Regions from separate parts of the Homo sapiens genome. Here regions 1 and 2 are each linked to region 3. A link is a loop called in an ENCODE intact Hi-C map of the cell type or tissue named here. Cell type or tissue: IMR-90. All regions are shown on one strand.

Region 1 (8,000 bases), 88 kb after region 3:
CACTGTTTTGTTATAGACGATGGTACTCAGGTTGTTAACATTTGACTTGCTCATCTAACCAGGAGCCAAAGAAATAATCAGATTTTTAGTAAGCAAAATATCAGCCATTTTTATTTAATAAATAAATTAATACATTTCAAGTGTTTGTGTCTATAGTTGACTTGAAATTATTTTGGGGAAGAATAAGACAACAACCAGATTGATGGCTGACGGCATGATGTTGCTTGTTTTAGTCCCTGTTTGTATATATCCCCCAATCCCCCAACCTAAGGTTTGTCCGACAAGCAGTGAAAACTCAAAGCAGGCAGTGTTGATTTTGGCAGTGCCCCAACTTTCCTTAAAGTAAAGAAATGCCAAACAAAGTGTTTCCTCAACTGTCAAATGGGAAGGCTGAACTAGATCATCTTTGGGGTCCCTTTCAATTCTAACATGCTATAATACATACTTCTAGTTCGTTAAAAAAAAGAAACAGGCATGACCTCTTTAAAAACCACACACATACATACATTCGACCAAGAACTGACAAAATTCAATGAAAAGTAAACCAAAAAAAATTTTAAATCTGCCTTAACAGAAAAAAAAAAAAAGAAGAAAAACCAAACTGGAGTTCCATTTATTCCTTCCATGTAAAGCTGGGTTTAAAAAAGCAATATGAGTGACAAATGATTGACTGCTTGAAAGATGTATTGATTGTGAGATATTTTCTAGTTTCTTCTGTATCTCCACATCTTCTGTTAATAATTATTCTAGCTAAATCTTCTCTTCTTTAGGAGAGGATGATAAAGTAGGTTTATGTTATATAAAGCATTGGTCAGCTGATTGAAAGCGTTTTACAATGACTCCATTCACTTCAACCACCTGAAAAACCACAAACATTTATGACAGTCTTAAAAGTCCAGGAAACAATACTAAATTAAGAGATGGAGACTGCAGATAAATATATTAGTAAATAATTTGCTTTTATGTTTATGAAGCTCAATCAAAGTGACTCACAGTTTGGGTGCAAGATGAGAGTAGACACAAAAAGCAGAAGTCTGGTTTTGCAACTGATTATTTTATGATGTCTGTAGGCTGTGCTGCAGGATCCTAAACTATGACAAATAGTTATAGTAATTTCTAAAATGTGAGGATGTTCAGTAGTCTTTTTTTTTTTTTTTTTTTTTGAGATAGGACCTGACTCTGTGCCCAGGCTGGAGTGCAGAGGCCTGATCTTGGCTCACTGCAACCTCTGCCTCCTGGGACTCAAGCAATCTTCCCACCTCAGCCTCCACAGCAGCTGGCACTACAGGCGTGCACCACCACACCCAGCTAATTTTTGTATTTTTAGAAGAGACAGGGTTTCACCATGTTGCCCAGGCTGGTCTTGAATTCCTGGGCTTAAGCTATCCGCCACCTCAGCCCCACAAAGTATGGGATTACAGGTGTGAGGTACATCACCTGGCCCAGTAGTCTATCTTTAACAAAGATAATCTACTTTGACAATTTTTTTGCTTGTTCACTTAAGTTTCATGAGATTAAAGGCAAACAATTATGGTGAAAGTTTAATAGTTTTGATGTAACTATGCTTATAACTCAGTATTTTTAATGATTATAATGTAGCATTTTGAGCACTCTAAATAATTAAAATTCAAGTTTAGACATTGTTTTATTTTGAGTTTTATGCTCTAATCCATAATTACTGTTGGCTGTATGTCTCTGGTCACAGTTCTTAGCCTCTCTGAACCTAGCTTCCTAATTTATAAGATGGGGCTGTAGCTATTATTTTCCTTACAGTATGCAGATGCGTACAAATTTCTTCAAACTTTGCTAGGCTTCAGTAAGACTGCTATTATCATTGCTATCTAGTAAGCTTTAGCATAATAATGGCGTAAACTTGGACTAGGCAATGTTTTTATGAATTTTAGCACATTTTATAAAATAAGCCTGCATGTGGGCTCATTGCATACCATTTAAGAAACAAAACTTCTTTTACAGAATTATATTCTTTCATTCCCTACTTCTTCCTCTGACATCCAAATAATTTTTTTAATTAAAAATGACCTATCTTCAGTAGTGAATTCACGAAGGTCCTCTCATCATCCATAAGACTCTTAAAACATGCACTAGGCAACAGGTGCCATGGTTGACTCTCCACGTGTGCAGGTGTCGCAGAAAAGCCAGCTGAATAACCAACCCTCCCAACCACACTGCTTGCCCACACCCTTGACACCCACACCACATTGTCCTATGTTCTCTAGGAAGTCTGCTTTGCTGGCATGGCTATGCTTTCTCGATTGCACAGTGTCATGAACTCACAAGGCATTCTTATGGGCAATGGCTGAAGTTTAGCAACAGTCTGCTGATTACTGGTGGTTTACAACATCTCACACAAATGGTGTGTTATTTTAAGTTGTGCTTTGGAATCTGGGCTCTCGATCCCACTTGGGACCACCCTGTGTTTAGCAATCATATAAGCAGCTGCTTGCTTACCTTGTTAACATCTGTCTTTCACATGTACCCTGTCCTGGAGATTGAATTTTAGGCCTCCACATAGCTCAGAGGTGACAGTGTTGAAACAGCTCTAGGATCTAGCTGGAGCATCTCTCAGGGCCACAGTTCACAGCTAACTGAGAGGTTAGTGATGTTAGCTCATTATAAGAACTATGTTCTATCTTATCTCATTCAGGCTGCTATAACAAAAACACCATAGACTAGGTGGCTTACAAACAACAGAAATTTATTTACCACAGTTCTGGGGACAGGGAAATCCAAGATCAAAGCACAACAGATGTGGTATCTGGTGAGGACTCACTTCCTGGTTTACAGATGGCCATCTTTTCACTGTAGCCTCACATGTTGGAAGGGACAAGGGACCTCTCTGGGGTATCTTTTATAAGGATACTACTCCCATTCACGAGGGCTCCACCTTCATAACCTAATCACTTTCCAAAGGCCCCACATCCTAATACTATCACATTAAGGATTAGGTTTCAACATATTAATTTTGAGAGGAGGCAAACATTCAGTCTGCAGCAAGCTCAATGTTAAGGTCTTCTGGGACCACAGTCTTCTGTACTCCATTCAGTCATTAATCCACCAATTTATTTATTCATTCAGGCAGTCAGTCAATTCATCAAGCATTTTTTGAATACCAAATTTTTCTGAATGCATTTTTTGAATGCCAGGCACTGTGTAAGAACCATGTATATACAACGAGCAAGAGACACAATCCCTGCCCTAAAGGATTGTAGTCCAGTGACTTTGTGTCTTCTAAGAGTGAGCCACCTAAGGGCAGTGTTCAGTAATAGCAATCAGTTTTCAGTTGTTATTGCAATTGATATTTCAACTGTGATAAAAAATTCTGTGAATTAATCTTTCAAAAGAATCACGTCTCCCTTTCATCAGTCCTTTTTGTATCAAAAAATACGGAGGTTTGAATATATAGAGTGCTCTAAGAATTCTCTTCAGAACTCTACTAAATGACCTGGATCCATTCTTTTGTCAGTAAAACAAATACCTTCAAGAGAGGAGTAAAGGAGTTTAGAAATCAAGATTATCAAGGAGACAATAAACAGAAATTCCTTTTATTTTACTGGAGGTCTCTGATCCTGGACAAAAATGGTAAACAGCAGAGACTGAAAAGTACAAAGTAAGGAAAACTGACAAGATGTTTGCTTTACACAGAAAGGTACTTCTAGTGTCCTGTTATTACCATTTCTTTGGAAGAAAAAGGAAGTGCCTAGACCATTGAAAACGTTTTTTTGTTCAGAAAAGAATTCCTAAATAAATACTAAACACACTTCTCATTATTTAATTTGGAATGTGCTGGGCTGACTGAATGTTTTTAGAAGCTCTTTTCTTAAGAAATTCTACTGAAATCATAGGGACATTCTTTGATAAAGACTTCCCCATAACAAATTTCTAGAGATATGCAGAAGGAGCAGCACTTTTACTTTTCTGATTTAGAAAGTACTCCAACTGCCTGCATTAATCACAATGCTTATATAATTGAAACTATTTCTTTTTTAAATTAAATGGAGTGAGGAAAAGAGACCCTCCTGCCCTGGAGCCTGGTCTACTTTTCCAGTCTAATTTTCTATCACCCGCCACTACATACACACCCTGTACTCCAGTTATACCATTCTATGTGAAGTCCCTGAACAAGGCAAGCTGAAAACACAAATGGCAGAAATATTTGAACAATTTCCTGGGCTTATTAAGGGATAGCCAGGGTGACGGCAGCAGAGCCATGGCAGGCAACCATGCTCTTCTTATATTAAATAAGACTCAGACATATATACCATTAGGGATCCTTGACTCATTATCTTTCTGATCAATACTTCCACAAAATATTCATTCCTTTGGCCACACATTTTGCCTGTGGGCTAGGAGTTAAACATTCCCTCTCCAGACTTATTCAAGGAGCTAATTGTCTTCTACCCAGACTATGGAAATGGTCTCCTAACCTCTTCCCCATTGGGTCCACTCTCTACACTGAAGCTAAAATTGCCTTTCTAAAATGCAAATCTGATTATTTAAAAAGAAAATTCTTTAATGGCTTGCCATTGCTTGCAGCGATTTCTAAGCAGAGGGTACCCCCTCCCTGCCCCACCTCACCCCAGGGAGTAAACATATGGAATATGGGGGGCATATCAGAGCCATCTCAGGGATTTTTCAAAGTTTCACATACACACAGGTATATGTGGCATCATCAACACCCCTCACCCATGTCCCTTTTGCTCCCATACACATTTCCTATCCCATGAAAATCGCTGCCATGCTTGTTGAGTGATGGGTGTTATGTTGTAGCCCTCAGTTATGCTGAGGCATAAAAATGGTTGAGCAGCCTCATGGCAGAATAAAGTCCAGATTCCTTAGCATGTCCTACAAAGTCCTGCACAATAGCCTCCCTGCTTGCCTTTTCAGTTTCATCTTCACCCATTCTCCATCACACACCCTGTGGGCCAACACCACCAGTCTGGAGAATTCCTGAACCAGGTTTGCTTTTTCGTACTTTTTTCTTTATTCTATTCCATTTACCCAGAATGCACTTCTCCTCTCACACAGCTAGTAAATTTCTGTTTAACCTTTAAGAAGGCACCAACAATTACATCTTCAGCCACAGCCTGCCCCTGGATTCCAGGCTGGTACATCTCCACTTGGATTTTTAGAAAGTATCTTAAACTTAACATGGCTAAAACAACCTCCTGGACCCGCTTCCTACTACTTATTCCTCCTGCAGTCAGCCACATCTCAGTTCATTGCAACTGACTCCCCAACTCATAATCCAAGTCTTTGCTGCAGTCTGTGAGAGCATGTATGATCTGATCCTATTCCTATCACCCTCCCCTCCCCCACTCTGCTCTAGCCACACTGGCCTCCTAGTCCTAAATACACCAAACACATACTGAGCTCAGGGCCTTCGAACTGCTGTTCTATCTGGAATGCTCCTCTCTCTTAGATGTCCCTGTGATTCATTCCCTTATTTCTTTCAAGTGTCTGATCATAAGTAATCACATCAGAAACCACTGTTTATGGGACAGTACCAATTCACCATCACCTTACATCCCCTCCCCTTGCTTTATTCTCCACAGTACTTACCACTACTTGACATCCTGCACTATTACTGTTATTATTTGCTCCCACTAGAACATAAACTATACAAGGGCCAGCTTTTATTATTCCTATTCTCTACCATATCTTCAGTTCCTAAAACAATACTTGGCATATAGTAGATGCTCTGTAAACATGTTATTGTCATTCGTTATTTGTTAACTCAACTGAAAAGTGCTGTGGGACTTCCATTTAAACATACTGCACTCAATATATAAATTTCCTTCAGTTCCTTCCTAAAACCCCATTAAATTAACAGCAAATAGATTTTCAAAATGACACAGAGAATGGAAGTGGAGACATCAATAAAGCCTAACCTGATCACCACATTTAAAATTATGGCCTCCTCTTCCCAGTCTCCTTACCCTGACTTTTCCTTCCATAGCACCTATTATCTTCCAATAAGTATAAAGAATGGGTAAGAGAGCTAAAGCTTCATTAGTAGGCAGTTTTAGACCTTATTGTAAACAAGTACACAATATATGTAACAGCCAAAAGAATTAGAAATTGGTTACTTCTGGGAAGTACAAACTAAGAATGAGAGGGGAAGGGACAGATAATTTATTGTTTTGTTTTTTAAATAAGGCTTCTAGTACTATACTTTTTCAATCATGTATGTTCATAATTTATGCCAAATAAAACTTCAATTAAAAAAATCCCAAAACCAAGAGGGAAACTGTATATGCAAGAAGAAAAGTCATAATGCAACTTTGTCTATTTTTATTCTTCACATAGTGACTATGTCTTGTTTAACAGAATTTGAACATATTAAAATAGATGACCAAATACTAAATATTTAGACTATGTAGTGGAACACATGATTTATATCAGTCATTTCTTGAAAACTTATGAGTACTTCATTGACATTACATGCATAAAGCAAATATCTAGCTGAAACATTGCTGAAAAAAAAATACGTCATTTTGCCAGTAAATTAAATAAACTGCAGAAAGAAACTACTTCTCAACATGAAAGTAAAGAGAAGAGAATCAAGGCAATGGGCTTTGCCACAGACAGGGAATACACAGCGAACAGGGAAAGGATCAGGCCCCCCTTGCTTGAGGCTTGCTTTCCTCATCTGTAGATTTAGGGGTCTCAATCAGGTCATCTCAAGTTCCCTAAACTTGCTTAAAAAGCATCAAACTTTGAGTTAGACCTTCAGACTTCCCTAACTCCTTTTTTCCTGAATTAAGCTATGACAAAGATGACCATATGTCCCAGTTCACCTAGTATAATCTCGATTTATATCTGTTGTCCTGGAATAACAATTAATTGCTCCTCCTTTAACTCTCAAAGGTATCTCCAGTCGGAAGATAAATTACATGCCCCTCATACCTATGACTATATTCATTTTAATCTTGGTTTAGATTTTTAAGAAAACACACTAATTTACTTTTAAGCCTACAAATATAGCATTTCATAGCTTGCTTTCTCTTAACACTTGGAGAAATTTCAGATTCTTTTGTGAGTGGTTTGTGAACTATCAAAAATTTTTTTAACTTGGCCGGGCATGATGACCTATGCCTCTAATCCCAGTACTTTGGAAGGCTGAGGCAGAAGAATCGCTTAAGATGGGAAGTTTGCGGCTGCAGTGAGCTACGATCACGCCACTACACTTCAGCCTGGGTGATGCAGAAAGGACCGTGTCTCTAGAAATAAAAATAATTTTTTAAAAACTGAGTAAGTCAAATGTAAATTTTCCTTTTCAAAAACAAATTATTCAGTATGCAAAACATTCTGTTAAGACATATTTTCTGATAACCTTAGAATACGTGGTACTTAAAAACTATGACTAAAATATTTGTGGAAGAATTCATTATCTTAGGTGATACATTTTAACAATTAAAATAGTTCCAGAACACGGTCTTCCACCTGACTTTGACGATTAAAACAATGTTGTCAAAAGAATGTTCTCTCTGAAAATTCTGGGTCTCATCCACCACCATAGGTCTCATCTACCATCAACTGAAATAAGCTAATCAGTTATAAACAAGGGAATATACTTAAAAAAAAAAAAAAGAGAGAAACACGGTCTCACTCTGTCTCCAAGGCTGGAGTGCAGTGGCACAGTCATAGCTCACTGCAGCACAGAACTCCTAAGCTCAGGCAATACTCCCACCTCAGCTTCCCAGGAATATACCACTTTTACTGCACTGACAAGCTCTGTATGCTAGTGATTCTCAAATTTTCTTTAAGGCTAGGACCAAGAGTCCTGCCAATCCCCTGAACAACAGCTCACATATTATCAAATGAACTTGAAACATTCCTGTCATAGTGAGCAGCATTGAAACAGATTCCATAACTGATTACTCAGTTTCAAGGGAGATTTAACATTGCTTTGTTTTCAAGTTACAAAAAGTTCCCTAGTTTTACTCAAATATGCACTATCCCTGATTAAAAAAAACATG
Region 2 (8,000 bases), 240 kb after region 3:
ATAATGTATAATAAAAAGCCTTTAACTATCAGATTCCATTTTACCTAACCATCACCCCCAACTAATCTCCCTATCTTTCAGTCATTTCCTCAAGCTGGCTGGACTTCTACTTGTATTTGAGTCTTTGTTCAGGGTATTTTAGTCAACCTGGAATTTTCACCCCCTCTCTCTTATTATAATTTTATTTTTCTTATTAGGACTCATCTCAAAATTATCACCTCTGAATTCTTACCAAGCTCTCTTATCAATATAGGAATACAAATTTCCTATTCTGTGCACCCAAAGCCCTTTGTCCACATCTCTCTTGCTGGAACAACACTCTCCTAGTATTATAATTATTGGTATCATCTGGTATTATAATTGTTTGTTTCATCTGGTATTATAATTATGTGTTTCTGTGTCTATCTTCTCCACAACACTGTGGTCCCTAATGAACAAAGTCCATGACTTTCAGATTTTTGTATGCCATCCCACAACTCTTGTGTCCTGCATAAACCTCAACAAATGTTTTGAATTTAGAGAGTTTGGAAAGAACAGACGAAGTGGTCTGGTCTCAAGTCTACGCCTCCAATCTTCTGTGCTACAGATGACATTGCAGAGCACAGTGGTGGCCAGAAAATTGAGCAAACTTAGAATGGGTGCTTTGTTTACTTTTTTGCATTCATAATGCAGTTCTAGGATCAGCATTCAATCAACAATTTCACTGAGGTTGGCTGGAAAAAGTTTCTCCCTTTGGGAGAGAAGTTAGCAGTTAAGAGGATTCCTTTCTGCTTTTGGAATTAGGGAAATATTTCCAATTATGAGAGACCACAAATGGGTAGATGATATACTAAGTGGGAAGGATGCAGATTGTCTCTTCTCAGGATGAGTTTTAAGGAATTATTTCCAAATAAGACTTCATGTATTTCCTGATAACAAACCTTGATTTTCAATAATTGCTCCTGAGTGTAGAACAGTACAAATTAATAAAATATTTATTTGCTAGAGCTCTTATATCCTTGAATTAATTAATCAGCAAGTGAAATCTCTGAACCCCAAGTCTGAGAATCTAGAAATACTGTTAATTTAGAAATATCAGCAGTAGCAGGAGATATTACTTTTAAAATGTGCCCCACATTTAGTAAATGCTTCCCCTGAGGGCACTTAACTCCTAAAAACCATATGTCCTGTTTAGATTAATATATTATAATTAAAGTTTCCATGGCTGTTTAAGCTAGCCATCAGTGTGGAATCATTCAATCAATGCAGCCAACACTGCCTAAGAATCTTCTAGGTGCTAGGCACTAATGATACAGATCCAAGAAAACGAAGTTATTAGAAAATAGGTGGCAGTAACCCTTGAGTTCCCCGGTTACTGTCAAAGATTTCAAGAAATCAGAAAAGCAACATGGCATAGTACAAAGAGCTTTGAAGCCAATAAACTGGGTTTATATCCATACTCCATTACTTATTAGTCATGTAACTTTAGGCAAGTCACCTGATATCTCTGGGATTTCTTAATCTTCACAACAGGGTGAATACTACCTATGTAATGGAGGGGTGAGGCAATTAAATAATATATGAAAAGCATTTAACACAGTATCTATTATGTAGTAAATATTCAATAAATATAAATATTTCTATTTATGATGATGAATGAAATATGGTATTTTTCAAATCAACCTGTCACATTTTTAAAACAGATGTGCATAGAATGGCTTGCTTACAAACCCAGTGAAGTTATAATATAGTCTCAGAGCCAAAGAACTCACAAGGCAGAGTTCTCAGCTAATGGATGAAGTGTTATGACAACCAAAGTATTAAGCTGGATACCATAATATGAACTTTTCATATTGAATCAATTTGTATGTGGAAAGTAGTAAATGACCTTGATGAATTTTGTTTTAAAACAAGAGGGCTGGTTTTCTTTACTTTTTATTATTTTTATTTTTTTTATCATGAAGGTCTAGTTGTTCTGAAAAGGTTCTTTGACCCTAGGACTATATTTCCATTTAAAAAAGAAATTTCTGATATTTTTGTATGATACATGAGCTCTGGAGTTTTAAATGAATGGCAACTAACAAAATGTTTAAAGGGTTTTAGCTGCAGATCTAAATACTACCTAAAAAATACACAGAAATATTTCCTTTGCATGAAATTGCTTAATCTTAGGATATTGAGATGCTTTCACATATAACAGTCATGTTTATTAAATGGCTTGACTGTGAATTTTTGGTATAGTAACAAACAAATCACTATGATTCATAGTGACTTTAAAAAATCTATGCAAGTATTTTCATTGTTTCATGTACATTATTTTTAAATTTTCTTTTAAATTATTATACCTTACCATTTTACCTTACTAAAAATACAGTAGGGGTTTGTCCCACCAAGTACACATTTTATTGGTTATTTAAATAACTAATTTAATTACACATATTTTTCAACTAACACTTCCTGAATTTGACCCATTTAGCTTCATTCCTCTCTCTGAAGGGTAATGGCTCAGATTTTTGTAACTTATTTTAAATATGTAAGTTTTATAGTGAAGCAACATAATATTTGGATTATCCTTTTTATGTTATGTGAGCCAGTGGATAAGTACTTCTACTTATATACTCCCAATTATAAACACACAAAATTTTTGCTCAAAAATGCTGCTAGTATGAATTTCAAAAGGTGTTTTTTTCCCTTAAGACTCTTATAAAATGTGTGCCTGCTACCTCTGTGGTATGGCATTTTAGTTCCAGCAACTACACCTTTTTCCACCACTTGAAGATGCTGTATGTCTAGAATAATGTTGTCCAACAAACTTCTTGCCATGATGAAATGTTGCATGAGATCCAATATAGCAGCCACTAGTCAGATGTTGCTAATAAGTACTTGAAATGTAATTAGTGTGACTGATGAACTGAATTTTTTACTTTACTTCATTTTAATTAATTTAAATCAAAATAGACACATATGGCTAGTGCCTATAGTATTGGACAGTGCAGGTCTTGAATGCATGTTGAAATAGCTGGAGCAGTGGACAAGTATGGTTACTATGTCCTCACGCCCCACTTCTTTCTCAAGCTATTCAATGCTCACCCATAGCAGAATATAAGTCAAGGCTCATTTCTTCCACTGACCACTCTAATCCACAGGGATTATATTCTTCTCTGAAATTCTATATAGTTAGCTGTGTACAGGAAATTGAAAATTTAGTGCCAGATTATACCTTGCACAATAGTCTAACTTTAATATGCCTAAGTTTTAGCATAATACAAATAATATTACCATCTTCTATTCATTGAAAGCTTATAGTACACTTTATATATATCTTATTTCATTTTCATAATAGGCTTGTGAAATATGTATTATAATCTCCATTTTACCTATGAGGAAATTGTGGCTCAGAAAGATGACTAGCTCCAGTCAAACAGCTAGTGAGTAGGAGAGCTGTAACTTGAAATCAGATTCATGACTGCGTAGGGACTTTGTAGGCAGGCTCCTATGAGATACGTAAACAATTTGAGTATTGGAGCCATCATAATAAACCTAAACTTGTCTGAGAAAAATACATTGTAACAATTACAGCTTAGTGGGAATAAAAGTTTGTGATTCAATTTAAATAAAAAAGTATTTAATTTATAGTGAAAGACCATCCCATAGTTCTTCCATCAGAGACTAGATACATCACTTTCTTAAAGACCAGTTGCTCCCTCTAGTGAGCATCAATAGGAATGACATGCCTAGCAGTATTTAAAAGTGACAATCTCAGCAGGAGCTGCACCTTCCTTAAGGATGTCTTGGAAGTTTGTAGATGTGAATTTTAGTAATTACAAAAAATGAGAGTTGCTACTTTTATTAGGTGGTGTCATGGATGCTAGATATCATACTATCCAAGGGAAGTCTCCCTCAACAAAAAATGCTCTCCTTCCCAGAGGGAAAACCTATTTATATTTATCTGAGCCTCGAATTTAACATTTTACATATAAACACTAAACATGTTTACACTGATTTAATGTGCAATAAACTTTCCAGGAAGGAAATTATGGTATTTCATCTAATTTGAGACATCAATTGTAAAACAAAGTATTATTTAAGTATCACCAAGAAAGGAAGACAAGGAGAAAAAACACTGCCAATTAAACTATGACATGATGCATTCTTATACATAATTATTTTATGTTTTTAAAAAGAACTCTTTTAGGCTTTAGACAGAAATAAAATATCATACTTGGAAATAAATGAAAGGAAAGGGAAAAGCAAAATAAATTGTTAAGGTATTCATAAAACTTCATATTCACAAAATTTACTGAAAGTTTGGCTCAGAGGTGTCAATATCCATATTTTTTTCCAAGCAATACTATCCTCTCTGCTATCAAGTGTTTTGATGATGCAATATTTCCTAGAACAGTGCTCAACTCTTCTGTCTAGAAGAGTTTTAATTCAAGCCAGGCATAAATTATTGTAAGTTTTGATGTCAGTACTTTTTTGAGTCTTTCAAAGAGATTAATGGAAAGTTTTAAGGCAACAAACAGCACATATTCTTTCTTCAGATGATCTTTAGTTTGTCCAGAAATTGGTAACAATAACCGGATACACACATGCTCAGGCAGTGATGATGGTAATGATGCAATGACTGACACATGGCTGACAGTGCTTGTAAGACACATCCTGATTTAAGAAATGTGAAATGTATTTCCTATAATGGAAGAAATACAGTAACATGTACCAAGGGGAGCTTTTCCTTTTTCTTTTATAGAACTTAACAAAGATTGGGTCACCATTTCAGAAAACCTCATCACCATGGTATTTGAATCACAGGTAAAACATACCCATATCAGTCTCCATCCATGGTGATTATATCAACAAGTATAACTTTCTAATCACTTTGCTATTTCTTACAGTGTAGGCAATGTTAATGTCCTTACATATCAAAATAGACAATATTATAAATTACTTTTATTTCTCTTTTATGATGTGATTATATTGATGTTTTTCTATTTACCTGTGTAGGCAGGTTATATTATCTATAAATTTCATTTAAGGAAAGTAAAGACTCTTTTAGAAGATATCTGTTATAAAAAGATGGCATTCAGTCTGATAGAGTTGAGAAAATACTGAATTTGGGGATCATCAATAACTGCTTCTCCTCTGAAAAGAAAGAAAATAATTGGGTACTTTCCTTACAAATATTATATTAATATGCTTGTGGATAGGGGAAAGAGGGAAGAGAGAAGAAAATTGTGTATCAAGTTAACATCAATGATGGTTACACATTTTAAGAAAGTGAGTTCACCTTCCATTCACAATTGCTTCAAAGAGAATAAAATACCTAGGAATCCAGCTTACAAGGGATGTGAAGGACCTCTTCAAGGAGAACTACAAACCACTGCTCAACGAAATAAAAGAGGACACAAACAAATGGAAGAACATTCCATGCTCATGGATAGAAAGAATCAATATCCTGAAAATGGCCATACTGCCCAAGGTAATTTATAGATTCAATGCTATCCCCATCAAGCTACCAATGACTTTCTTCACAGAATTGGATAAAACTCCTCTAAAGTTCATATGGAACCAAAAAAGAGCCCGCATTGCCAAGACAATCCTAAGCAAAAAGAACAAAGCTGGAGGCATCACACTACCTGACTTCAAACTATACTACAAGGCTACAGTAACCAAAACAGCATGGTACTGGTACCAAAACAGAGATATAGACCAATGGAACAGAACAGAGCCCTCAGAAATAATACCACACATCTACAACCATCTGATCTTTGACAAAGCTGAGAAAAACAAGAAATGGGAAAAGGATTCCCTATTGAATAACTGGTGTTGGGAAAACTGGCTAGCCATATGTAGAAAGCTGAAATTGGATCCCTTCCTTACACCGCATACAAAAATTAATTCAAGATGGATTAAAGACTTAAATGTTAGACCTAAAACCACAAAAACCCTAGAAGAAAACCTAGGCAATACCATTCAGGACATAGGCATGGGCAAGGATTTCATGACTAAAACACCAAAAGCAATGGCAACAAAAGCCAAAACTGACAAATGGGATCTAATTAAACTAAAGAACTTCTACACAGCAAAAGAAACTACCATCAGAGTGAATAGGCAACCTACAGAATGGGAGAAAATTTTTACAATCTACCCATCTGACAAAGGGCTAGTATCCAGAATCTACAAAGAACTTAAACAAATTTACAAGAAAAAATCAAACAACCCCATCAAAAAGTGGGCGAGGGATATGAACAGTCACTTCTCAAAAGAAGACATTTATACAGCCTACAGACACATGAAAAAATGCTCATCATCACTGGCCATCAGAGAAATGCAAATCAAAACCACAATGAGATACCATCTCATACCAGTTAGAATGGCGATCATTAAAAAGTCAGCAAACAACAGGTGCTGGAGACGATGTGGAGAAATAGGAACACTTTTACACTGTTGGTGGGACTCTAAAGTAGTTCAACCATTGTGGAAGTCAGTGTGGCGAGTCCTCAGGGATCTAGAACTAGAAATACCATTTGACCCAGCCATCCCATTACTGGGTATATACCCAAAGGATTATAAATCATGCTGCTATAAAGACACATGCACATGTATGTTTATTGCGGCATTATTCACAATAGCAAAGACTTGGAACCAACCCAAATGTCCATCAATGATAGACTGGATTAAGTAAACGTGGCACATATACACCATGGAATACTGTGCAGCCATAAAAAAGGATGAGGTCATGTCCTTTGTAGTGACATGGATGAAGCTGGAAATCATCATTCTGAGCAAACTATTGCAAGGACAGAAAACCAAACACTGCATATTATCACTCATAGGTGGGAATTGAACAATGAGAACACTTGGACACAGGGTGGGGAACATCACACACCGGGGCCTATCATGAGGTTGGGGGAGGGGGGAGGGGGGAGGGATAGCATTAGGAGATATACCTAATGTGTAAATGACGAGTTAATGGGTGCAGCACACCAACATGGCACAAGTATACATATGTAACAAACCTGCACATTGTGCACATGTACCCTAGAACTTAAAGTATAATAATAATAATAAAAAAAAGAAAGTGAGTTCACACTTGTTCAGAGAGTACAGGCTTTTGAGACAAACTTTCTGGGTTCGAATCATGGGTCTATTACTTTCTGTACCATTTTGGCCAAGTGACAGTCTCTCTTTGCCTCAGTTTCCTATTGAGTAACACGAAGGTCATAAATGCAATTACCTCATGGGGTTCTTATGACAACTAAAAGATGTGACACACTGGATGTTGTTTATAAAAGTGGCTGGTACATCAGGAGCAGTAAATAAGTGAAAGCTATCATTAATTATAATGATAAAACCTACCTTTCTGCAAAACAAAAATGTCTGAACTTCCGCTAAACTCCTTGCTACCTGAGAAATCATTCCCAAAGAATCTATGATTCCTTGATATTATGGAGAAAAACCTCAGGGTTTTTTGCAGATGTTTTCCCATAGAACTGTATTAGAAAAGATTCAACTATCTTTGGGGGTAGTGAAGTTTATTGTCAATTACAGAAATGCTCTGTCATGGACCAATTTATCCTATATTTTAAAGTGCAAAAAAGGTGATATATGAAGCATAGCCAAAATGTATTTCCTCTGCAAATAAAATATGCCAGTACAGATACACTGTTGTTTTTGTAAGATAATTTGAGGTTTATTTTATTCAAATGAACAAATATTGTTAAGAATCTACCCAAATCTAGCCGGGCGCAGTGGCTCATGCCTGTAATCCCAGCACTTTGGGAGGCTGAGGCGGGCGGATCACCTGAGGTCGGGAATTCGAGACCAGCCTGACCAACGTGGGGAAACCCCTTCTCTACTAAAAATACAAAAATTAGCCGTGTGTGGTGGCCAGTGTCTGTAGTCCCAGCTACACGGGAGGCTGAGGCAGGAGAATTGCTTGAACCTGGGAGGCAGAGGTTGCAGTGAGCCAAGATCATGCCACTGCACTCCAGCCTGGGCGACAGAGTGAGACTCCATAA
Region 3 (8,000 bases):
ACTATGGTAACTGTTCTGAGAAAAATTTTGCAGTTGGTCTAAATGAAAATGTGTAATATTCAGTAGAATTACCATAGCTGATTTTAGTTGTAATAATGAAATATTAGATAATTCAACTGTTACTTACAGACCTATATGTCTTTCTGTTTATTATAAGGGAAAGTAGAAAGTGCAATTGCACCTGTCTCTGGTCAAAGAGCCAAAAAACCTCCTTAGTTATACAAAATATATTTTAGGGTTTCCAAACACATTTATGATAAAATAGTTTCGTTATTAGGAGAAGCTAATTAGAGATAAACTTGATCATTTAAATCAAGATGATTATAAAGGCTAGGCTTGACAATAATTATAATAATGTTGCCTTTTGAAAGTAGTTTGGACACAAGGAGCTGTGATCCTCACCAGTAGATGAGCACTGGCCTAACCATGTCCAATGTAGTGGAGATTAAAAAGGAAGAGTCCACATCCTGCTGATCCACATTCCCACTGTGTGACTCCAAGCAAGTTGCTTAAGCTGTCCAAACTTTGGTTTCCATATTTGTCAGAAGAGACCTCTTTCAGCTGTCATTCTTCTGAATTTCAGGTGTTATTTTCACTAGCTATCATCTGCACATTGAATTATAATCATAAATAGCTGAGTGTGGTGAATGTAGCTTCCAAAGCCTCCTGCAGAGCATCCATCCATACCTTCTAGTTACTGACAATGTTTATAACTGCTCGGCCTTGCACAAATTATGTTTGTCAAAGTTGAGAAGCTTTTTGCTCTCAGGTCCATGTCAATATGATGATTACTCTGAGGGACGTGGGGGAATTTATCATTTTTCAGTGTAAATATCACATTACTTTGTTGTCACAGTAAGAAGGGATTTTTAAATACAGCATAAAAAGACTTAAAAAACTTGAAACCCCGATTTTTAGGTTTAAAAAATCAGCATCTAATATACTGTACTTGTTGGAAATTCTGGAAAGCAAAAGAAGAGAACTTTTCTTTTATAGTATAAATTGAAATTTTACCTTAATTAAATAATGTGAGCAATGATTTTGGGGGATGAGTAATAAAAAATCAAGGAAATGATCATAGGAAGCAATATGAATGAGGGTGCCTAAAGCAGGGAAGTAAATCTAAGTGGTGAATTTTGTAAGCATAAACTCTAGGACAAAAGATTTAGGCACATAATCCAGAGAGAAAACAGAATAGCAGGGGGAATTTTTTTCCCAGTGGGTGAATCATTTTTATTTCAATAAAATGTTCCATTTGAGATTAGAGTTGAGTGTACACAGAAAAATTTCAGCAAATCATACTAGTCATATTTTTTTTTCTTCTGCTTCTGATCTGAATGCACAAGACTGCTATGACTGAATCTATAGGACGAATGAAAATATTTCAAGCCAAAACTCCTGAGCTGCTTTAGAATGGAGACAGCATGAGGGCTATAGATTTCCAATCTCCAATACAGATTTGAAGCACTGATTTGACACTTCAACAAGGATGTCCAAATCTGATTTTATTAGACATTTTCAGAGGGGAGTCCCACAGCTTGGAAGGCGAGCCAGAGAGGTTTCAGTCAGGAGACAGGAATCACACAATCATTTCAAAATGAAAGGTTGAATATAAAACATTATTAGCTATTTATAGGGGATTAGCTACTGAGAAAGGGGAAAAAAAAAACGCACTACAGAATTTATGGGTGAGAGTTGAGTACCCAAAGGAGGAATCCTTTTTAGACAGAGTTCCACTTCTTAAGGCTGGGATTCAAATCTTGTTGGGGAAGGTATGATTACAGACTATGGATAGTGGAGAAGGCTGCTGTGTTGCTAGACTCAGACTGCCGGCAGGGAACAATGGGCTAAACCTTGCAATCAGGAAACTCACATTAGGGTGTAAGTGGGCTGATGGGGACAGTAAGAAAACTATAAGCTGGAAGTAGCAAGTTAGGAAGGAAAGGCCACTGGGTATTCTATGCCCTGCCAGTCACAATTCACAGCAGGAGCAAGCCAACAAAAGGCACGCTAGAGACAGAAGAAAAGCCCCTTCTTCCTGCAGTGTCCCTGCAGCACCTTCTTCTGGCCAAGGAGAAATGTCTGCATGATGGAGCTCTAGCGTTACAAGTAGGGCATTGAACAGCAGGTTTTAAGCTGAGAGGCAATAATCTGACAACCAGTACAGAAGGCATGAGCCGAGCCAACCTGATTGTTACTTACATTTCTATTGCCGTTTTAAATTTTGGTGGCCTCACGTTTGACCCTATCCTACCTGCTCTCTCACGCTGGAATTATTCTGGCCACTCAGTGCAACTCTAGCTGTCTGGTGGAAGGAAGAGGTGGCAAATGAAGCCACGTGTTTTTCTTGCTAGAGTGGTGTCAACTTCTTGCCACTGAAGACACAAAATAGGCTGAAGAGCACAATTTTCAGTGTGCAAACTTTTCTTCTGAAATAAAGACTTTTTGTTAAATACTGTGAAATTTGTTAAATACAACCACTACCTCTTTTTTCCTACAAATTTCTTCAACTTCTGCAACCAAATCTATGTTCGCTTTCTCAATCCCTCCAATGACTATAAATCTACTGTCTCTATTTGACTGCTGTTAGAAGTGCTGTTAAATGACACTGTGGCCAAGAACTCCAGAATATCACCCGCCAATAATTTATACTTTCTTCCGTGGAAGCCCAAGGTGGTGATATGCAAGGATAAATGGCAGACTGGCCCTTAAGCTACCACCCAGTGAAAGATGTAGCTGGGGGCTTAGACTTAAAGCCTGCCAGTGGGTCTCATAGGCTTTAAATTAACCAAGTTGACGTTCTGAAATGTTCATTAGATCTTTCTGTGCCAAAGGGAGATAATTAGTTTGCATTATGTGAAGCAAGAGTTGTAATGTTAAGATAAGTAAGCAAAAATGACAAAGCAACTTTGTAAAGGTAAGGGAACCCATGATTAACCTTACTTAACCTACCTTTATTATGAAAGCAGAGCAATGTAAGTCTGCATTTTAGTTTAATGTTTTAATCAGTTTGTGAGATTCAATTTTATCGTGTTTTGTGCCTGTTGATCTTCCAACGATTTGCTGTTGACCAGCTTATTTTGTACATAGTTCCAGTCTACATCTAAAGAAAGCAAAAATGTTTCACAAAAGTGGAAGTAATACAGTTTCCCAAAGTTATGATAATACTAGTAAATTTTGTTTAATTTGATTCTTTATTGTATTAGCCAGTGAAGTTGCCTTTCATTTACAATTTCATTTCCCCATCAGATCTGTAAGTTTTTCCAAAGGAGGGATCATTTATAGCATTCTTGGGATTTGGTTCACCAGGTAAATCCACACCTGTTGACATTTATTAAATACTGTTAAAGTGAACTTAGAAAATACTAGAAAAACCGGCCGGGCGCGGTGGCTCACGCCTGTAATTCCCTCTCTCAGGGAGGCAAGACGCGGAAGGATAGCTTGAGCCCAGGAGTTCGAGACCTGCCTGGGCAATATAGCGAGACCCCGTTCTCCAGAAAAAGGAAAAAAAAGACAAAAAAGAGAGAAAATACTAGAAGAACTTTTCACATCTACACCCTGTTGCTCCTCCTAGTCTGTCCAGAAGAGGGCAGTGCTCCACATTTGTCTTTAAATGAAAGACTCCTACCCTGTCTGCTCAATACTAACACTACATGCAGAAGCAGCCCTCTTATTTCAAGCAATTTTCATTACACTGAAAATCAGTGCTCTAAAAGTACCTGGTTGTTCACAATAACAAATCCACAGCAACAAGATTTAAACTGCGGTAGGATCCTGAACAGGACAATAACTGATTCTTATTAAATAATGACAGCGAACTCAACTTGGTAATTTTATTGAAACATTTGTTTTTTCCATTATTGTTTATTATATTATATTTTAAAATTAAATATAAATTAAATATAAATAAATTTTAATTATATTAAATTGTATATTTATTATTGTTTTTTCCATTATTTATTATATGAGTGTAGAAGGTTTCAGAAGAGGGATATTCATTCTGCTACTCTGAGGTCAACTGTGATTTAAAATGCAAATATTAAGTAGGTAACCAAATCATTACATAGTGCATTTCATATTATTATGGAAAATGCTTGAAAATTATCCTAAAATTCATCATGGAGCCAAATTGTGTTAGGTAGACTCCTTTAGGTTACCAGCATTTGGTTTATGTCAGACCTTTAGGGTTTATTGTAGAGATATTCTGGGACACGATAATCAGACCCCATGAAAGAACCAAAATGGGAAAATCCTTACAGTTTTAGTCTATCTTGAACCCTCAGCAGCAAGTCTTTGTGGTTCTCTACTTCAGTCCTGTGCCATTTTCATGACTCAACCCTTCTCTGCTTGTTCTGCTCTTATAATTACCTACTAATATCTTTCCATTTTTCTTTTCCTTCTCTCCACCTCACTGCTTCTGGTGTTTCACAGTTTTTGTTGCCTCATGGCTTCTGCTTACTCTCTTTTCTCTGGGTGTCATTTGCATTCTGCCCAATCACCCAAACTGTGACTTTCTCTATGTGTTTCATATTTAAAGTCCCAAAAAGAGAGTCTTTAACCTGTCCAGCCAATCACTAGCCCTGTGTTAAGTAGAGTTTCATGCTAGGTCACTTCCAGGGCTCTAGCCAAGCTATGAACTGACTGTCCAGGCTCACAATGCCCACCCTAATCCATTAACTGTGGCCAGAATGGCAGGATAATTAGATAGAACATGGTGATCATAGGGAGCCCCTCAGGAAGGGAATCTGGGTATGAAAAACATTCCAAGATTTTCCAAAACAGGGCAAAGTAATTGACAAATATCTTGTTCTTCTTGTCTAGGAAATTAGTAACATATATATATATATATATATATATATATATATATATATATATGAGTCTCACTTTATCTATGAACCTTCTGCTCACATTATTTATGTTACTGATGCTGGTGTTTGTTTTTCTTTGTTTCAGAGCTAGAATTTGGGGCACGTAACTAGTGTTGCAGACTCCATTTAGTATGCTAACTGTAAGGTATTGAAGTAGACAAAACTGTCTTTGTTATACATTTGCAGATAATAATAAAGAAAGCAAACACTTCAAAATAAAATGACTCTGCACTTGGAAGCAGTCAAGTGAAACCACATTGTTAATGCAAAGTAAATATTTTAGACCATTAGCAAGAGTGGGGCAGACATTATTCAGAACAGTGAGCTCAGAGGAACGCTTTGGTAGAAGGGAGATAACTAAATTCTCCAAAGAAAAATGATGTTGTGCTACAATAGGTAGTATTAGGTTTCCCTTTGAACTTCTTATAAAGGAACCAATTACAAAAGTTTGCTCTGGTCATCTAATCCTGTGGGGCTTTTTCTTTTGTTACTCTTTTTTCTAAGTCTTTTTCAGTCCTTTCTCTTGACATTCTGTGTGTTTTCTTTTTTCAAAGAATGTTAGCAGAGACAATCTGATTTTTAATGTGAATAGGAAAAGTGCCCAGATGAAATGAACTTAAACCAGGGCATTCAAGTCAGAGACAGTAACATATCTTAGGCTGTTTTTTCCTTTTTCTTAAAAAGGAGGGGGGGTGGTTTGTTCCTTATGCTTCTGTATTTTACTTACTTTGCTTTTTTTTTCTAATTATATTTGGCTTCCTTCATTTTCTAAATAACATGCATCTTAAAAACAAATACTTCTCTAAAAGTCACCATATTTCACAATTCTGGGTCTAAGTCTAGATGTAATGCACCCAGTATGATGCACAACACTTGAATTTTGCTGCCATCATAATGCTGTGCATAAAATGGGGAGGCATTTTTTTTCCTGTCCTCTGAATGTTCTTTCTTTTACTAGGATGAATATGTAAAACTCAGTTTTAGAGTTGCTTTCCATTCCTCAACCCTCTTCCGCACACACTCCTCTTACACACAACTTACTTTATGGTATAGGCTCAGAAATGCAGCCTGGGGGCCATAAAATAAAAGACCTGGAACCTGTTTATTTTCATTCAATCTCTGCCCTTCACTTGGTTAAAATCTCTCACTGATATTGTGGAGACTGATTTTTGCTGATGGTCCTCTCAAAAAGTGACTCATTCATGCTGCATTCACCTCATGAGGGTGGAAGGCACATCATTGCAACTGCCTACCTGTCAACCTCACCAGATGACATGTAACTTCTGCCTTGCAGGACATGGAGAGGGGGTTCTGTGCTCTCCACATAGACACTGAAGGCAGATACGAATGGTGGACAACTTCCACTCAGCTCCAATCTACTTTACCTCGAGCAGCACAGTGCTCTGTCTACCAAAAGCAGCCTGACAGGAAATCCCTAACTGTAGGGTGGGAAGCAGGAGGGTGCATGGAGGCTACCCCATATTTCCCTTCCATTAGACAGCCAACAGTTGTGACTCTGTTAGTTACAAAGATTCTAAAATTTTTTAATATCTCGCCACTGTCTTATCTTAGAATAACATGTAAATAGATATTTGAGAAATTAGCTGTTATTGTACATGCCTCCCACCCCAGCCAAAAGATTGAAGTAGGAAACCCAGGTATTGGAACGGAACAGAGTCCCCAGGGTCTAGTGAGATTTGCAACCCAGGCATTCCTTACCACGCACAGAGCTGAAGGGTTGCAGCAAAGCCAAGTGAAAGGCTCAGTTATTCACCTGAAGAGTCAGGACAAATGTGGAGAACACAGGTTCACAACAAACCAGGTAGAAACAGGAGACCCGGTCAGAGAGAGCAGTTCTCAGCACAGTGTAGGCAGGGGAGGACCCAAGGGTAAAACACCGTATATGCCTCATTCTCAACATTTTTCTAAGATTACTAATCCCTGTAATCCCTCAACAACTACAACAACAAAGGAAACTTATCAGATAAGCCTAAAAATAAAATCTTTCTTTGCTCGTCCTGTTTTTCAAAGGCTAACTCAAAACCTAATTGTAAGAGCCTATTGAATTGCTTTTCTTTTTTCCACTCTTTTCAACATACTATATTAAAATAAAATAAGTGGGAGCCCTTGGTAAACAGGAATTGAATTCCATGGAAGTCACAGCCCAACACAACACAACATTCCAGAGAAGGCTGGCATCACAGTTAGCTGAATGTCAGACCATTTTCCTATTTAGTAGCAGTTTTGAGTAGAGAAGGGAGCGGAAATCAATTAAAAGGAAAGAAAAATTCTTTGTGGTAATAAAATTCTCAATATTTAAAAAATGATGAATATTCACAGCAAAAACAATTTATAAATTATTTTAAGACATCTTACAATTTGGGCCAGAAATATGGCAGATAGATTATTAAAAACATGAAACTTGTTTAAACAAGCATAACCACTTAGGCTTGTTTCTCCCCACTGAATAGGCAAGAACTGCCTTATGTAATCACTCACCCATTTGGTCTATTCCGCTTTGTACCTCTGGGAGGGGTGAAAAAGGAAAAATGTAGGAAATTTTCTTTTGTGGAAAAGCATATGTGTACAGCCACAAGCTTTGTGGATTTTGAGACTGATTGGATCAAACCCAGAAGGCCACATCCACTGTTTATGGCAGAGTTCCAACATGAAGGCAAAGCACCTGCAGAGGAATTACCCTTAAACTTTTATTATGACTGCATTTGCATAATATTATTTTTTCTTTCATCACAGAGAAGAATCTCTTAGGGGTTGATTCTTAGTAAATTCTGCAAGTCACTAAATAACTTAGCACTGCCTCTCACCTTCCTTATGAATGTCCATCTTCCATTTTTGTTCATAATCAGGACTTACAAGAAATCTGGCTGCATGTAGATGTCATTTTTGCTCTATTACTAAAAATACTCTAAGGGAGAAGTTTTTTTAAATTTTACTTTATGTTCTGGGATACATGTGCTGAACGCGCAGGCTTCTTACATAGGTATACATGTGTCATGGTGGTTTGCTGCTCCTATCAACCTGTCATCTAGGTTTTAAGCCCTGCATGCATTAGGCATTGGTCCAAATGCTCTCCCTCCTAGGGGAGAAGTTTTGAATCTTCCGGGTATCCCA

The links. A loop is a pair of places that touch in the nucleus more often than their neighbours do. Peaks named below come from ENCODE experiments on the same cell type or tissue, not always from the same donor. Only the 100,000 strongest peaks of a DNase experiment are listed, where the experiment ranks them.
Region 1: a loop joins it to region 3, with 4 times the contacts of the local background. A loop is called at or near these places in 38 of 110 quality-filtered maps.
Region 2: a loop joins it to region 3, with 10 times the contacts of the local background. A loop is called at or near these places in 89 of 110 quality-filtered maps.

The regions. Positions count from the first base shown.
Region 1 is chr6:116,439,557-116,447,556 of GRCh38, reverse strand. DSE (dermatan sulfate epimerase) reads right to left here. Exons shown (of 6, transcript NM_013352.4): 6 at 2,696-8,000. Among named protein-coding and RNA genes, the nearest start is that of CALHM6, 18 kb to the left of the region's middle. In IMR-90, a CTCF peak has its summit at 3,277; no DNase peak of the experiment used is centred here; H3K27ac peaks cover 308 bases.
Region 2 is chr6:116,283,563-116,291,562 of GRCh38, reverse strand. It overlaps a transcript of DSE not described here. Among named protein-coding and RNA genes, the nearest start is that of TSPYL1, 7.6 kb to the right of the region's middle. In IMR-90, a CTCF peak has its summit at 3,693 (motif pointing left); a DNase peak (open chromatin) is centred at 3,662.
Region 3 is chr6:116,527,778-116,535,777 of GRCh38, reverse strand. The region is part of intron 3 of TRAPPC3L (trafficking protein particle complex subunit 3L); the gene reads left to right. It also overlaps a transcript of CALHM4 not described here. Among named protein-coding and RNA genes, the nearest start is that of TRAPPC3L, 14 kb to the left of the region's middle. In IMR-90, a CTCF peak has its summit at 3,588 (motif pointing right); DNase peaks (open chromatin) are centred at 3,607 and 5,057; H3K27ac peaks cover 210 bases.